Regions from separate parts of the Mus musculus genome. Here region 1 is linked to region 2. The links are chromatin contacts, found by Hi-C in ENCODE. All regions are on one chromosome and are shown on one strand. Each heading gives the region's core, a stretch centred on a gene start or an enhancer-like site at or near the end of the contact. The rest is flanking DNA. Distances are from core to core; before and after follow the strand shown. Region 1 overlaps Sptbn1 (spectrin beta, non-erythrocytic 1). Region 2 holds the start of Acyp2 (acylphosphatase 2, muscle type).

The links. A loop is a pair of places that touch in the nucleus more often than their neighbours do.
Region 1: a loop to region 2 is called in a map of T-helper 1 cell, with 2.0 times the contacts of the local background. The contact joins the enhancer-like site here to the promoter of Acyp2 in region 2. A Hi-C loop is called at or near these places in 13 of 37 maps with a recorded cell type or tissue (ES-E14, Patski, T-helper 1 cell and 4 more).

What each region holds. Positions count from the first base shown.
Region 1 is chr11:30,101,443-30,104,171 of GRCm38, forward strand. It overlaps Sptbn1 (spectrin beta, non-erythrocytic 1), which reads right to left. Exons shown (of 35, transcript NM_175836.2): 33 at 1,806-1,979; 34 at 171-213. Among named protein-coding and RNA genes, the nearest start is that of Eml6, 77 kb to the left of the region's middle. Within about 2 kb of position 1,312, at least 1 of the 3 ENCODE cell types and tissues checked has a DNase peak (open chromatin) inside an H3K27ac peak, as active enhancers do.
Region 2 is chr11:30,648,009-30,651,094 of GRCm38, forward strand. It overlaps Acyp2 (acylphosphatase 2, muscle type), which reads right to left and starts at 1,388. Exons shown (of 4, transcript NM_029344.3): 1 at 1,293-1,388. The coding sequence starts at 1,371.

The DNA.
Region 1 (2,729 bases), core at 62-2,561, 550 kb before region 2:
CAGTGAATCTAGTGGATGTTGCTCTAGTTTCCCTCCTTTAATGAGGAACATGATGATATTTTCTTCTTTTAGTCTAGTGTTGGTGGCTATGAAGACCAGACAGTTGAACACCTCACAAATACTTCCATGAGCTTTGGTATCTGAGAAAACAAAACCCAGTAGTAACTTACATCATCTTTGGCTTGGAAGAGGTACTCGTTTCCATCACTTAGTCTGTAATTTCAAGAAAATTACATTTTATAATTATGTAGGTAACAATTTCATATTAGAAAGTTAAAAAATATAAATTAAAAATACAGGCCAGGTATGGTGGTGTACATCTTTAATTCCAGTACTCCGGAGGCAGAGGTAGGTGGATCTCTGTGAGTTTGAGGCAAGCCTGGTCTATAGCTTGATTTTCAAAATAGCCAGGCACAGAGGAACTTTGTCTCAAAAAGCAAAACAGAACAAACAAAACAAAACAAACCCAAACCAAACCAACCAAACAAAACCCCATGATCCCCTTATCTAGGGTGGGTCACAAGCAGGCCATGGGTTTACCTCAGAGATGTCAATAGAGCTCTCCATGGGTTGATGACCAGGCCTGGAGATGTGCACTGGCCCGACAATGGCCCCTGGTCATTATGAAGTCACACATTCACCAGATAAATCCAATATACACAGGCAATCTGGTGCTTTAATCCAACAGAAGGATCAAAAAAAAATTCAACCTCTGAAAGGTCTGGCTTTGTTATGGCCAATACCACTTGGATTCTTAATTTCTGACCAGAAATGAATTCAAGAGAAAACTTCAAAAAAGGTGAGTACTCTTGAAATTCTAGCTTCTGAGTTTGTGTCTTCCACATCTGCAATTTCTAGAGTTACCCAACTGACAATAAAAAAAAAGACCTCTAGATTTTTCTTATGGAAATGAAAGCAGTCACACCCAGGAGGCCATCAGTGTGGCACTGTGATGTCTGGTACTATGGGTGCAGCAGTAGGAACTGACTCTGAGGTCCATGGAGGGGGTGCTAAGATGGAACAGTTAAGAGGTCAAGTTATCTGGGACTCTCATGACAAAATGTATTTTGAAAATATATGTATGTATGCACACTCGTGAATGTCAAAAAGACAACCTGCAAGAGAGCCTTTCCTTTCCTCCTTTCCACCACGTGGGTTCTGAGAAGGAAAGCTGTATAATCAGGCTTGGCAGCAGGAACTGTTGCCACTGAGCACATTCTCACCCCCTTGCCTTATCTTTTTACACTTTGAGAAATGAGATGGTTTGCCAATATCCAAACACAAGGAGCATGCGTGTGGATGTGGTGTGAGGGGGTGTCTTCCACAAGGAGGAGTCATTTGGATGCAGAAGTGTGGGAAGAGCTGGGGAGGATGGCCTGTCCCACCCAAGTACTTCCTGTTTGTCTCCTCAGGCTCTAGGATGACTCACAGTACCTATCTGAAGCAAACATGGTAATTCCTTAGTCTGCATAAGCCAGAAGGACTCAAAATGGGACTTTAAAGCTCCCATTATATACTGTGACAATTATGGCCCACAGCAGTGTCGGGGAACAGTGTGTTCCAGGTCATGAAATGAAGGCTCCTTTTCCTCTGGGTCCAGGTGCACAACCAGGCCCAGGGAAGAGTGACCTTGGTTCCTCAGAATTAATCCAGCAAGTCTCAGTAGGCTGTGTGCAGACTGGATATTCACTTTCTTAGGGACTGAGAATGGTAGGAGGAGGCACGGCCATCACAGTACCTTAGCGGGAAAGCCAACCTCTGTGAGATGAACACACCCAGACAGCCATGAGCTTGAAAACTCTTACCTTAGCTTGAACACGTGCTTCTTCTTTTTGTAATCAAGGGCCACTTCGCAGATGGCCTCTTTCAAACTCACAGGGACCTCACTGTGGTAGGGGATGCCAGAAGCAGCACTCTTGGCATCTTTATAGAAGCCCATTTCTTGGTTATTTATGACACAATATACATTGTGCCAGGACCTGAGTGGGTACAGCAGAGAAAGAAGTATTAAGGCTCTGCGCTCACCTTTGCTGAAAGATCTTCACAAACAGGCTACCCCTTATTCAAAGCCTCTCTAAACTGAACCTATACCAAATATTAGCCCTGAACTCAGCCTCTTTGGAACAGCGCATATGCCTGAGGCGCAGCTGGGGAGGGATACGGCTCTGCATCAGAGAACACGTGAGCTGCTGTCCCTTCTATCACATGCGGCCTTTGAAGCTTTTCACTCATGTTCAGGAACACAGACAAGGCTCCTTATTCTCAAGCACAATCTCCCCCAGACTTAGTGACATTCTTTCTGGGGTTCAGCTACTGACAAGAGGGTAGATCCAGGGCCATTGGTATTTATGGTATCCCTTTGGGGAGCTACACTCAGGTGTGTGCCAACAATACCCAAGGGGCAAACTGTCAGTATACGATAACTTAATGAGAACATCAGACCGTTACCTTATCCAACACAGACACAAGTCCTTTGTACAGTAGACACTCCACATGTACAGTAATCTAGACATATGGCAGACCAGCTAAGTTGTACCAGCTTTGGAATTAGATGTGGTTTTCATCTCAGTTTTACTATTTACTAGATGTCTAAAAAAGTATGCTTTTTTACAACCTCTCAGAGTCACTACTATCTCATCAGCTAAATAATAAACTTAGAGACTGGTGGGAGATGGTCATCTCAAGACTCATATGGAGGAGTGAGTACCTGTGAAAGCCGGATCCTACTA
Region 2 (3,086 bases), core at 138-2,637:
GAGGATTTCTGAGATCGAGGCCAGCCTGGTCTACAAAGTGAGTTCCAGGACAGCCAGGGCTATACAGAGAAACCGAGTCTCAAGCCCCCGCCCCACCCCCCAAAAAAGAGAAAAAATAAAGAGAAAAAGAAAAAGAAAGAGAAGGAGGAGGAGGAGGAGGAGGAGGAGGAGGAGGAGGAGGAGAAAGAGGAAAAGGAAAAGGGAAAGGGAAAGAGAAAGAGAAAGAGAAAAGAGAAAGAGAAAGAGAAAGAGAAAGAGAAAGAGAAAGAGAAAGAGAAAGAGAAAGAGAAAGAGAAAGAGAAAGAGAAAGAGAAGGAGAAGGAGAAGGAAAAGGAAAAGGAAAAAGAAAAAGAAAAAGAAAAAGAAAAAGAAAAAGAAAAAGAAAAAGAAAAAGAAAAAGAAAAAGAAAAAGAAAAAGAAAAAGAAAAAGAAAAAGAAAAAGAAAAAGAAAAAGAAAGGCATTATTTTTATGTTGAAGACCGGAACCTGCATTACAGGCTTATAAGGACTAGCTCGTCCTTGGTCTGGTACAGAGCAGAGCACCCATTCCAGGGCTTGGTGACTATTAAGCAAGCACTCTACTGAGCTACATTTCCAGTCTCAAAAAGTTTTCTTCTTTTAAATGGATGATATACATTAAATAGTTACAGTATTTATACGCCATTAGATAATTTTCTCAAGTGTATAGACCAGCCTGGTCTTGAACTCAAATATCCACCTTCTTCTGCATAAGGACTACATGCACTACTATGTCAAGTTGCGTTAGAAAAAATTAAAAGAATGTTTTAACGTTTTAAATTACAAATATAAAGATTTAAAGTAAGTCAGACATTATATTCTATGCATCTATTTAAGCTTATAATCAAACAAAAATTTTAAAACTTCACTTAAATGGCCTGGGAGTGTACTTCAGCAATCTAGTACGCAAATGTAAGACTGTGCATAAATATATAAGGTTCAATCTCCAAAACCCAGGAAGGAAAAATTGCTAGCTGGAGAGGGGCTACAACCTCTGACAAAGTAAATCACCCAGTATCATTCAGGTACCCTTGCTTTTCTGCCGCACTTAGGCGTCCCCCACCCCCATCCTATAGGCTTGCAGCGTCCTCTTCGGGAACCCAGGGTGACCTCCCTCCGCCCCGCGCTAGCCCGTTCTCCCCGCCCCGGGCTGCTGTGTCATGGCTGAGCGGAAGTCGCTGCCTCAGTGAGAAGAACCGTCCCTAAAATGGATGGCATAAGCTTCCTCCTCTCCCTCCCACGGCCTCGTCTTGGCATCCCAGGTCAGACCGTACCTTGCACTGTCCCGAACACTTCGTAGTCCACAGACTTGAGCAGCTCGGTCATGGCGGCCAGCCTTCTCCCGAGCAGCATTAGCTGGGTATGTGGCGCGGAGACTGCGACAGCCGCCAGGGGAGGAAGACTTATGGGCTCTGGGACCGACGCCCAGAAGCCAAGACAAGAGCGCGCTGGGTCATGCGTAAGAAGATGGCAGATGACCGTTGTACACAGTGAGGGCGACGGGACACCCGGCGCTCGGGCTCCCTAGCAGGGTGCTCCCTCTCTGCGTTCCCCAGGACCCGGTTCTCTAAAGAAAACGGAGGTCGGGCATGTGAGGGGATTAAACCAACTAATATCTACCCACCGACGTTTATTTGACACAAAAAAGGTTTTGTTTTGTTTTTTCTATAAGGATGAAAATAAGAGGGTGACTTGTTGAGAGGACAGAGCGGGTAAAGTCTAAGTGGGTAGAGATGAGAAGGATAATAGGGGGAAAATTACCAAAATTCATTATATGCAAGGATAAAATGTCAAAGAATTTTTAAGTTTTAGGTGATTTTATATAGGTACACTGTAAAGAATACATAGTATACCCATGGGTACACTGTAAGGAGATTAATTCAAGCTAATTAACTTTCATCTCTGATTTCATTTAAGATTTCAACGATTTTAAATATATATCATTCTTAACTATACTCACCATTGTGCAAATATATGATAATCTCCACTTCATATGAAGAAAATGTGTGCCCTTGAAACAATATCCCCATTTCCAACATCCTGAGGTGGACATTTGAAATGAAGGACCTGCTTAGCTTAGTGGCACAAAGGGTATTTGGTCAGTGTGCTGGCTAGTCTTGGCACAAGCTAGAGTAATCTTAGAGGAGAGAACCTCAAGTGAGAAAATGCCTCCATAAGATCTAGCCATAAGGCATTTTCTTAATTAGTGATTGATGGGGGGGTGGGGGAGGGAGCAGTGGAACCCAGCCAGTTGTGGGTGATGCCATCCCTAGTCCAGGGATCCTGGGTTCTATAAGAAAGCAGGCTGAGTAAGCCATGTGGAACAAGTCAGTAACCAGTCCCCACCCCCACCCCACCCCCCATGCCTCTACATCATCTCTAGGTTCCTGCCTTGTTTGAGTCCCTATCCTGATATGTACAGTGCTGTGGAGGTATAAGCCAAATAAACATTTTCCTCCCCCAAGCTGCTTTTTGGTCATTGTGTTTCATGGCAGCAATAAAAACCTTAACTAAGACAGACAATGAATCAATTCTGAAATGTTCTGACGGTGCCAAATCTGTGGTGATTCTGAGATAAAGTTAGGCTTGATCTTTTCATTCAGGCTGATGAATCTGAAAGGTGCCTTGTGGTGATTTGGCTAGCTTTGTTGCCCATACAGACTGTGTTTGAATACTTGGGCCCATGGGAAGTGGCATTATGAGGAGATATGGCCTTAGTGGAGAAAGTGTGTCCCTGTAGAGGCAGGGCTTTGAGGTCTCCTATGCTCAAGTTATGCCCAGTATGGAATCCTGTCACCTCTTAGTTACCTTCAGACAAAGATGTAGAATTCTCAGTTCCTCTGGCACCATGTGAGCCTGCGTGTTGCCATGCTTCTGGCCATGATAATGGACTAAATCTCTGAAATTGTAAACTAGCACCAATTAAATGTTTGCTTCCATAACAGTTGCCATGGTCATGACATCTCTTCACAGCAATAGAAATCCTAAGAAATACCTCAATCTCTATTATAACTAGATGTGATGCTGTGTAAGATGAGAATTTTTAACAATTTTATCTAATGCCAATG